Linked DNA regions of Mus musculus: region 1 is linked to region 2. Evidence: chromatin loops called from intact Hi-C (ENCODE). Cell type or tissue: heart. All regions are shown on one strand. Each heading gives the region's core, and the rest is flanking DNA. Links, peaks and the distances in the headings are about the cores only. Region 1 holds the start of Gm49894. Region 2 holds the start of Myl12a (myosin, light chain 12A, regulatory, non-sarcomeric).

Region 1 (5,370 bases), core at 252-5,251, 1.6 Mb after region 2:
TGTCTCCAAGACTGCCATGGAGAAATCTTACATTTTTCTCCCTCCATCCCCGGATGCAGGTTCAAAGAATTTTCTTTCGTTCTTAACTCTCACCCAAAGAACTCCACATCCTGCAGCCCAACAGGCTTTGAAGAACAAAAATTTCCTCTACTGACCACCAATCCCACAAGTGCAGTAGAAGCAGGTGGCCGTGTTACAATACAGTCCTACACAATGACTTTGTCCGAGATTCCACCAAAGGGTCGACATCCTGAGAACCCATAACAAGTTCATACTATAGGAATCACAGGGCTCTGAGTTAGCAGGCTTTCCCATGTGCACGGAGTGAGGGCTGGTAAGATAGTTTCTAAGGATGCTCCCTCCAGTCTTCACCTCAGCCTTCCTGGGTTCTAGATGCACCCTGGGCCGGCAGTCAGCCTAAGGGAAGGCATTCCCTGCAGAAATTCCCTCCGTGGCACTTCTGAGGTCATGGACTTGGGAGAAGAGTGGCCCTATGGTAGCTATGGCAACATATCAGCGTGCGTACGCCTTCTCGATTCTGGTGAGTGTGTAATTCTTTTTCAAAGGAGGTCACAGGGCAATCGGCTCGGTTTTTTTTTCCCCCTATAGAGATGTTCCCATTGCTAAGTTCAAATGAGTCAAACCTGAAGATAACCATTGCCAGTATGTGTGTAAGTAGGTGTAGGACAAGACATAGCCCAACACCTATAATACTATAAAGCAGCTCCTTGCTAGCAGCTCCCCAAATCGCGGGAGCGTTAAGGCGTCCTCACCGAGCACAGAGCCAGGCTTTCCCAAAGCAAACTTACATAAGCAGCCGCAGCCGCCTCCTTATTCCGGAGCAGCTGCGACAATGGCGGCCACACCACTTCCCTGTTGCGACCGCACAACTTGGGAGTGGGGAATCCGGGGCCCCGCGAAAGACATGGGGCGCAGTCCGCGCGTGGGGAGCCCACATTCGCATTTCGCAGCCAATGAGCCGCCGGATGCAGCGAGCCCTCAGCATTCTCTCCTAAACAAAAGCTCCCCTGAGCTGTGCCCGCCAGCGACGGGCCACCTTCCCTTCCACCATCCTCCACTTCTCCAGGTCGCGGCGCGGGCGCGAGGCTCTCTTCCTTGGCCCGCAGCAGCCCCGGCGGCGCGACGAGCTCGGGAGCGGGCATGCGGCCGGTTCCGCAGCCCCGCGCCGCGCCGCGCCCTGCTCCGCCCGCGAGCCCCGAGCTCGCGCCCCGCGCACTCCGCGGCCTGCGCGTCTGGTCCTCCCGCGCCCTCCCGCGGCCAAGGGCGGGGGCGGCGCGCGGCCGGCTCCCCGGAGCTCGGCGGACGCAGGCGGGGGAGCGTGCGCGGGGGGTCCCGTCGGCTCCGGGGGAAACCACAGCTGCGAGGGGCGGCGCCCCGCGGGCCGCGCTCGGGCCCGGCTCGGCCGTCCCCACCCCCACCGCGGTGCACTGCGGCGCGGAGAGCCAGGCGGCCATGAACTCGGCCGCGGAGAGAGAGCGCGCGCGCGGGGCCGCCGCCTGGCCTCTTCCCCACCCGCTCGCTGGCCTGCGCAGCCACCGGGGACGCCCGGCCCCCCACGCCCAACCGCGGCCCACGCCCCGATCCCGCTCGCACCGCGCTGCGCCGCCACATCCTGCAGCTGGCTGCTGCCCCGGAGCTCGGCGGGAACGCGCCTCCTCGCAGCCGCCCCGGCCGCGCCCGCCGCCGGCTGCCCCCGCGTCCCCGCGCCCGTCCCCGGCCCTTCCAGCACCCGGCCCGCGCTTACCTGCAGCTTGGCACCGCTACAGACGCTCGCTGTCGCTGTGGGCTCCCTCGCTCGGCAGCGCGCAAGCCAGGGACGGGATGGACGCGGGGGCACGGTGGGTGGCAGTGTTTTGGATTTTTTTTTAATTTTTTTTTTTCTGAGTTTGGGGAGGGGGTGGGGTAGGGGGGGAATCGTGCACGTCCCTGGTGGTGGCAGCCCTCCTCCTGCACGAGCACACACTAGCCAACCCGCCGCGAACACCCCCACCACCCCCCTCCCCGTGCATGCGCGGTGCGGGCTCCGGGGTAGTGGGGGGGAGAGAAGGCGCGCCGCCGCTTGCGCAGGCACGGAACTGGCTGGGGCCTCCCTCGTGAGCGAGCGAGGAAAGGGTTAATCTGGGACCTGACGGGTGGTTGCTTTCCCTGGGTCTACGGGGCCGCCCGCGGAGAGCCCTGGCCTGCGCACGCGCGCGCACGCGCGCGGCAAGGGGCGCGCGGAGCCCGCGCGCGGGAGAAGGGGGTGGGCGGGGTCGGGGCGGGGCTTCTGCCGGCCAGGGGAGCGAATGCACGAGCTCCTTTCTCGAGCACCCGCCCCCTCCTGGAGCTCCCGACTCCAGGGCTCCCGCCGGCGCCCGGCCTCGGCACTGCGTCGGGAACGCGGGGAGCCTGCGCTCCCGTGCGTGTGCGTGTGCATGTGCGTGGGCCATGTCTGCCCCTGGGCGCGCACGGTTCGGGCGCTGAGCTCGGCCTGGCTTTTGGGCAGGTGTCCCGGTGCACCGTCTGTCTCCCCTGTACCGTCTCGACCGAATATCCAGGCTCATGGCTTGGTTCGTGCCACTGAGGCATTGTTTATGGGGAGCAGGCATTTGCAGAGCAAATGAAGTGCCATTTTTGATTTGGAGTATAAGGGGAAATTCCGGTCACCCTGGACAAACTGCTCAATCCCAAAGCTCTAGATCTACCAGACTAATTGGTGCCTTTACGTTTACCCAGGTACATCCCTCTCTAGCCATCATGTTTCCAGAACTAGGTTGCACTTGATGCTCCCATGGAGAGATCTGATAGCCTGGTAATGTCAGGACATCCATGTAAGTTATAGCTCCGCTGCTGCTGAAACCTTGTGTTCTCTGTGAGGCACTTCCTGATCCTCTTTACCTGCCCTCAGGCCCACGACCTGGAAAGTCCCTTTAGCCCCAAAATTTCTGTTCAACCTGCAATACTGGCAGCTGGATTGAGCTATTGTGCTCCTAAATGTCACTTCACTTCTGCTGCTTTGTCACACTTTCAACAGTCTTATGTTAAATCACGTGAATAACATCTGCAATTAGGGCAGGACCATGGACTTCTGGGAAGATGTAAAAGAATGCCTGTACCGGATGCCTAAGTAAACATGAAGGAAAACTATGGTCGCCTCAATTTTCTAAAGGACACCATATTCAGCCTCAGCTAAAATATTAACCAGTACTGGTTTAATGTCCCCCACGGTGTTTAAATACACGCCTTCAAATTTTTATTTTCTGTGTATGAATGCTTTGCCTGCATGAATGTGTGTGCACCACGTGTGTGCCTGGTGGCAGCGGAGGCCAGTCAGAAGGGGGTTCAGATCCCCTGAGACTGGAGCAGGATGATTGTTAATCACCATATGAGTTCTTGGAACTAGACCTGGGTCCCCTGAAAGAGCAGTAAGGGCTGTGAACTACCGAGCCAAAGTTTTAGCTCCTACTCGTGTCTTTTGGTGCACACAATAGCCTTTGTGTTAGTAGGGTTTGGTGAAAGACTTGAGATAGAATAAACCTGGTCTAGTGTTACTTTTTTAAAACGATTTTATTATGCGTGTGTGTGTGTGTGCGCGCGCACACAGGTGAGTATATGGGGGTAGCGCATATGATGCGTATGCTCCTAGAAGCCAGAGGCCCTGGATCCCCTGACCATCATGAGCCACCTGAGATGGGTGTTGGCCCTCTGGTCCCCTGGAAGAGGAGCAAGTGCTTAACTGTGGGTCATCTCTCCAGCCTTTTAAGCCCCACTCTCTTTTCTGGAATGGAGACAAAGAAATCAAGGCAGTCATAAAGACTGACCAACACCCAGTTAAGCTTTTAGTGCAAATATTAATCCCCTGATATGCTACTGTTGGTGTTGGATTCTAGCATCATGGCAGGAAGTGGTCCTCATACCTGACACTCCGCCTGTTTGCGTTATTCGGGTTCCTTCGTACAGCTCTGTGTTTACACTTTAGTCCTGTCTGTGTTTTGCTTACGGGGCACTAGTAATACCCATCTGTCGTGAGGTTATGTCCTGAGGTGATAGAGCAATGGCTTAAGTTCACGGTGTGGGAACACGGCCAGCTTCCAGTAATCTTCAGTGTCACCACCTGCTGCTGCTCTTGGAGCACACCTGGAAGGGCTTCACTCCTCCTGGATTTATTGCTTGCCTCCTGTGTAGACATGGTCCTCTTGCCTATGAAAGAGAGTTTGTCCTTGGATTTTAAATTTAGTTCATCAGAGTTCATAAACATCAGAACAATAAAGTGCTTGACTTTTTTTTTTTTCCTTTTGTATCAATGACTCCTTGAATTCAGATGCATAGCAACTGTACTCTGCCTGGCTGGTCCTTGCTTATCATCAGGACTCAGGGGAACTAACAAAAGCATCACTCTCTTGGGAAGGAGGATGGGAAACTCCTTGCCTGGTCCCACACCCTTCGCACCCATGAGGCTCATAGAAGACACCAGCTGATAGCAAGAGTCAACCCAGAATTCAGAAATAAAGGGCACAGTGTGCAGTAGTTAATAGGGATCAAGGCCCTCGATGGACGTGTTCTTTCTCTTCTACTAACAATGGCTACCGTGGAAGACAACTGCTGGGGTCATTTAGAGCACGCTATTTTCCTCAAAGAATGCTCACAGCCTCTGAAACAAAACCTGTTTCTGAGAATTGTGAGGCTGGATTGTAGAACATAACAGGGTGGCCTGTGGGATACCAGGGCTTAGATAGACACGTAAGGGACAGCTGAAAGGTGTCCTGTTTTGTAGGGGGTTTATGGGTGAGTGGAGTTGATGTCTCCCTCACATTGACCATTGGGGTCTACTGTTGGTTTTGGCTATAGATACAAGTAGTAGAGATTGGACAACTTGTAAGTAGAAGCTTTGAGTAGCCCATGTTCTGTACGTCACGCCCTTGGTTGACTGTGTTTAAATGAACCATCCGGTCACCACTTCCTCTGCTGCCTTGAATGACAAATGTCTTAGAGGATGAGACCCATTGCAAATAAACTGAACCCAGCCAACTCTGGGTAGGCAACAGCTCAACAAAAGGAAACAAATGTCTCCCCTAGTGCCATAAATACCCTTCCACCTTCCTGCCCCAAGAACCCTAGATACGATGAAGAACAAAGTGAGCCGACACCACAGAGATAAAGATGTACACACTCAACAAATGTCCCAGCAAGGACCTTAGCACAAAGGTTTTAAAGCATACACTACCATGAAAAGGGAACAGGGGAACTAGATTCAGATGGGAAATCAATAGAAGCTTCATTATACCTTTAAGACCTGTAGGCTGAGAGGGAACTAGCAGAAGGGATGGAGGAAACCAAATTTCAGATACCAGTGTATTAGGGTTCTCCGGA
Region 2 (5,370 bases), core at 79-5,078:
GCTGTTCTTGCAGAGGTTTTGGCTTCAATTCCCAGCACCCACATATATGGGATCTGATGCCCTCTTCTGGTGTGTAGATGTACATGCAGTTGAATATCCATATACACAAAAGAAATAACTGAAATTGTAAATGATCTCATTTCACCAGAAAGCCTTGTAAGGCGGGCTGGAGGGATATCAGAAAATTAGGCCTCAGGTCAACCCAGGGACTTGCTCTCCGAGTTACACAGCTTGCTAAAGGAAAGATATGGGGCAGAACCCAAACTGTCAAACTTGGAGTAAAAAGGACTCACCTGCTGTTTCATGAAGAGTTCTGTTAGGTTACAAAAGAACAGGCTCGTAGATGTCAGAGGCCTTCAGAAGTGGGTGTAGTCATTAGAACTTCATATCAGACATTACACTATGCAGACTTCCTTTTCCACCTTGATTTGATATGTCCATGGTTATCTATGGCAATGAATACAGGGTGAACAGAAACCAATTTCATATGAGCTGGGTTCTTTGCCCCTCCAGAGGACCTGACACACTTCTCTCTCCTCTTTCCTCTATCAACTCCTAGAATCGGCACAATTGCCCTCTGGGACATCTTCCACTAGTCCCCAGGTAGGTTTATTTGCTCTTCTGTAACTTATTCATATTTGTTTCCTTGTAGATCTCCGCCCTTTCTCTTCCATCCCACAACCCAGTCCCGAGGTAGCAACTGTTCATTTTAAAACAGGCAAGCCAGAGCCTTCCCCCTCCTCCCACAGCACTTACCAGTCTAAACCTATTGATTCATTTGGCAAGGACATATCAGGCAGCTCCTAGAGAAGCAACAAGGTCCCGTTTTCCAGCTGAGGTGGGACGGATAATGCCCATCCTGAAAAGGGGTTTTGGTGTTCTCCTTCTGGACAGGGAGCTGAGGAAGGCCTAAGCTTTCCAGGGTGACAGGCCACCTCCTCGTAGAGGCATTAGGGCATTGCTGCACTGCCTCAGAATCCACGGTCTCTGACTGCTCAGACCTCTGAGTTTGTACTGTCATAGCCAGCCACCAGCTGTGTCCCCAGTCTTCCTTAAAAGTCATGTTGGGCCCCTTAAAGTCCCTGAAGATGAAGAACACACTCTTAAAGACCTTGGTGTAGGGAGCTGGAGATGAAGTACCCAGTTATTTGTATTTGTACAAGTATCAAAGGGAGAAAAATTTTGTTTCTGACATCTGTAGGATTAGGACATTTTCCCCCTCAGCGGCTCTGCTTTTGAGTTAACTTCAAACCATATCACTGATTAATGGGAGGAATGTTTCTTGAAGAAAACATCCAGTCTTGGGGATACGAATCCCGCCAGGCTCGTAATAATCTCTCTTCCTTTAAATAAGAACTATTGTTAGCAGCTGCTCCACGCAAGGAGACCCGGCGGGTAAATTGGTCCAGCACTTTATTCCAATTACATCATTCACCCTCGAGCGACATAGGTGGAGCAAGCAGGAGTCACCATCAGGGTAAAGGGGGACTCTTGTAGAAAGTTCCAGAGAACGTTTGGGAAGAGGGCAATCGATATTGAATTCATGAACTCTTAAGTGGACCAAAGAGACAGCGCGGCGGCGGCCCTGAAACTTCAGTGTTTCCTCCCGCGTGGGAAGCGTGAAGAACTCCATAAAAAACTCCCACGCTGCCCAGACCCAGAGGCGCTGACCTAGACAGTGAGTCACCCTAGCTTCCTGCGCAGGCGCGCTCCAGCTGCGGGGCGAGGGGAGGCCCCGGGCTCTGGGGGGCGGGGCCAGGGCCAGTCACGTGACGTCCGCGGCCCGGCTCCTCAATTGCCCTAAAAGGACTTAGACGGGGGTCCCCGCCTCTCGCCGCGCTCTGGAATGCGGGCAGAGGGAGAGCTCCGGGCCAGGCGCAACCATCTGCTGACAGGGGGGAGGGCGCAGAATCACAATTCTAAAAGAGACGGGAGAAAGAGGAAGAGCCGGTGATTAGACCGAGAGACCCTCCACAGGATTCTTTAAGCCCTACTCCGCGTCCCGGACTCCCCGTCGGCGCCCCACGCCTGCCATCCGCTCTGTCACCTTCCCCGAGGCGCCCCCTCCCGTCCGGGCTGGCGCACCGAGGCGAAGGAGCATGGCCGCTAGGCTTCCTTCCGGTTCGCGAGCGGAGGCCGGAAGTGGCCGTACTGCGGAGTCTGGAAAGTTAGAAAGTCTGGGAGGGCGGCAGCGGCGGAGCTTCGCGGAGACGCTCACTCTCGGTTCTCGCGGCTGAGCAGGGTGAGTGGTGCTGGCCGCGGCGCGGGGCGGGGGCGGCTCGGTCCGGCCCGGGAAGGTGTCCCCGCGGGGCGGCGGGGACCGGCGGGAGCCGCGGCTCGGGGAGCGTACCTGGGCATGTGTGCGCGAGCCGGGGGAGAGCTGGAGCGAGCTGGGGGCGGCCGGGGCGCAGACCCCGCTCTGCTTCCCACACTAGGAACTTGGGAAATGTTGCTTAGCTCGCCGGCGCCGCGCGCCTTGGATCCTTGCCTCCCCGCGAAACCAGAGAGCCCCAGAGAGCTGACTCCGGAGCTCTGTTGAGTTGCTAACGTAAACTTGCCGGGATCGAGGAGGGAGTGTGCGGATAAAACCGTAAGATAGCACCGCCACCCTCGGCAACTGTCGTCGCAGCTGCGCGGCTATGTGTAGTAGCAAGACCCTGTTCAGATATACAACTCTAGTGTGCGCCCCTCTAAGTAAAACTTTTTTAAAGCGGTATTTGAACAGAGAGGAGATTTAGAGCTTCTTTTGCCTGTCGAGGGGGCTAAGTCGACTCTACAGAGGAGTGTTATTAAGAGTCTTTCAGTAGGCGTATAAACTATATTATAGATCTTTAGAGATCTTTTAAGATTTTAACATCTGAAGTGCAGACGTTGTATCAAAAGGTGACGAAAGCGAATCTTCACTAAAATTGCTGATATTTTCTTTTTTTTCTGGATGGCCTTTGATGAGGATTAATTAGAAAGGTATTTTGTCTTCAAAAGTGAGGTGTAGTTGACAAGTCGATCCTGGCGACTAATGACTTTTAAAAGGTGCTCAAAACTTTTTTTGGGTGTGGCTGTGGGAAGATCCAAGCTGACTGTCAACCGGAAGTGTGCCTAAGAAATAAAGACTTGGTTTTCCTTGAAACTGAAATACCAACTTTTAAAAACTGAGTCTATCCCCTCCCCCACATCTCATCTAGTAAGAAATGCACTGATTAAATAATAGAGATTTGATCTGGACTTCGAAGCAGGCCAAATACCTGAGGTTTTGAAATGGGAGTATTTGGAAGGATATATTTACTAGTTTTAAGAGAGCTTTTTTATTAAAAGGTATTAACTAAGTATGCTTAGTTTAGATGTTCTGTTAAGAATTTCTATCTTTTACATCTATTACAAGTTTAGGCACGTGAGATTCTATTTAATTTAGGCAATCTCATGTATATCTTTGTATGGCTTAGTCCTACTTAAGAAGTTTCATAGTCTGCTCTTTTGTTGTTGTTGTTAATTTGTTTGTTAGTTTGGGTAGGGTCTCCTTTTAGTCCATGCTGGCCTGGAACTTAAGATGGTCTTCCTACTTCCAGGGCTAGGATTATAAATCCAGTTACCAGCCATCACACCAGCTTTAGCGTTTTCAAAACTTAAGTACCAACGTTTCTATAAAGTCTACATTTCTAAAGATTCTGTAAAATCTGGTTGCCCTTGGCATGTGGAGAAAGCCTCTCCAGGACTGTCTTCACAGTCTGATGTCTTCCTTAAGCATGAGGCTGTCGCTTATTCTTGGGGGGGGGGGGGGTAGCTCAGTGGCAGAGTGCATACCTAGCATACATGAGGCAGAACTGCAAACAACCCACACCATACACCATGCATGGCTACAGCACTGTCTTGGTTTAAAACAAGGTTATACTCATTGCCATCTGTGAATAGAAACTACCTTGACCACCCTTGCCCTCCCTTCTCTGTTGATGATCTGAAACTTTCTGCTGTTTTCTAGAAGGCCAGCCAGCCAGTCTCATACCAAAGATCTTTCACAAAGCCTTCAAAGTGAGGTTCTCAGGTGATCCTGCCGTAAACCCTAACAAATATTTGCAGTTTTATTCTGCTCTTTTTAAACTAACTTGAGGATTATTTTACAGCTTCACATTTTTAGAACTACAGCAAAGAGACCAGCGCCACTCTCAAAGATTCCCTCTGACGTCACCGTGCTCCTTTACCTGAGCTTGGACAGAGAGATTAGAGTTTCTCTTGCCTGTCGAGGGGGCTCAGTCGACTCTACAGAGGAGTGTTATTAAGAGTCTTTCAGTAGGCGTATAAAATATATTAGAGATCTTTAGAGATCTTTTAAGATTTTAACATCTGAAGTGCAAAAGTTGTATCCAAAGGTACGAAAGCGAATCTCCACTAAAATTTTGGATATTTTCTTTTCTCTCGCGTTTGTAGGTTGGTGTTGTTTGGGTAGGTGGGTATTTGGCTGTGTCATGGCTGTGAAGCTCCAGGTTTCTGTGTGGGAGACAGACCTGTGAGTCAATGTCATCTTGAAAGAGTTGCGGCCCAGCATCATACATATTACCAGATTTGGACAGAATTGGCTTCTTTGTTTGTTTGTTTGTTTTTTGTTTTTTGTTTTTGTTTTTTTCAAGACAGGGTTTCTGTGTGTAGCCCTGGCTGTCCTGGAACTCACTTTGTAGACCAGGCTGGCCTCGAACTCAGAAATCCACCTCCCTCTGCCTCCCAAGTGCTGGGACAGAATTAGCTTCTTGAAGTACGACAAACATCTGATCTTGATTCTACAAACAGTGATAATGTCACTTCCAAGTGATAGTGACTGGATTTGCAGTCTCCTCTCTGAGCCTTAGAAAGAAGGGAACCATTCTGAACTCTTAAGTGTTTAATGATCACGTCTCACTGTGCATCCACAGCTGCCTCCCAGTGTTGGGGTTAAAGCATTCACCACCCGCATCACATTTTCATTACCTTTATGCCTTGTTTTAACTTGAGAGTCACTGCTCTGGAATGGGAAGTATGTAGCTCATTGCCCAAGTCGGACCAATCATTGTACTGCATTCCTTTCCTGCTGTGTGGATAGGTTACATACGAGCTTTAACACTTTTAAACTTAAGTTAATATAATTAGCCGGTCCTAATACAATTGAATTAAGTATGGGATAAGCTAACACTCTGTGTGAAGCTGTTGCTAATGCTGAATAAAACCTCTTTTCCGCTGCTTATAATGTGTTTACTAATTTTTAAATGCATGCTTTAGGTAATAGGAAATAATAAAAATTACATGTTACTTTTAACATTTGAAGCATTTTACTAAGGAAGTTTAAGAATTCCCCCGTCAAATGTAGTTTTTACATGAGAATTTTGTAGATTAAAAAAAAAATGCACC

The links. Hi-C counts contacts between places; a loop is a spot of excess contacts. Peaks named below come from ENCODE experiments on the same cell type or tissue, not always from the same donor. Only the 100,000 strongest peaks of a DNase experiment are listed, where the experiment ranks them.
Region 1: it touches region 2 in a loop (5-fold over the local background); 1 of 42 quality-filtered maps calls a loop at or near these places.

The regions. Positions count from the first base shown.
Region 1 is chr17:69,379,665-69,385,034 of GRCm38, reverse strand. It overlaps Gm49894, which reads left to right and starts at 854. Exons shown (of 3, transcript XM_030250167.1): 1 at 854-935; 2 at 1,024-1,859; 3 at 2,737-4,292. The coding sequence starts at 854. The coding sequence ends at 2,784. It overlaps Zbtb14 (zinc finger and BTB domain containing 14), which reads right to left and starts at 1,231. Exons shown (of 3, transcript NM_009547.3): 1 at 810-1,231. In heart, for the core only: a CTCF peak has its summit at 2,369; DNase peaks (open chromatin) are centred at 434, 854, 1,524 and 2,114; H3K4me3 peaks cover 2,818 bases; H3K27ac peaks cover 2,642 bases.
Region 2 is chr17:70,998,980-71,004,349 of GRCm38, reverse strand. Myl12a (myosin, light chain 12A, regulatory, non-sarcomeric) reads left to right here and starts at 1,817. Exons shown (of 4, transcript NM_026064.2): 1 at 1,817-2,242. It also overlaps a transcript of Myom1 not described here. In heart, for the core only: CTCF peaks have their summits at 993 and 2,077; a DNase peak (open chromatin) is centred at 1,719; H3K4me3 peaks cover 4,555 bases; H3K27ac peaks cover 4,905 bases.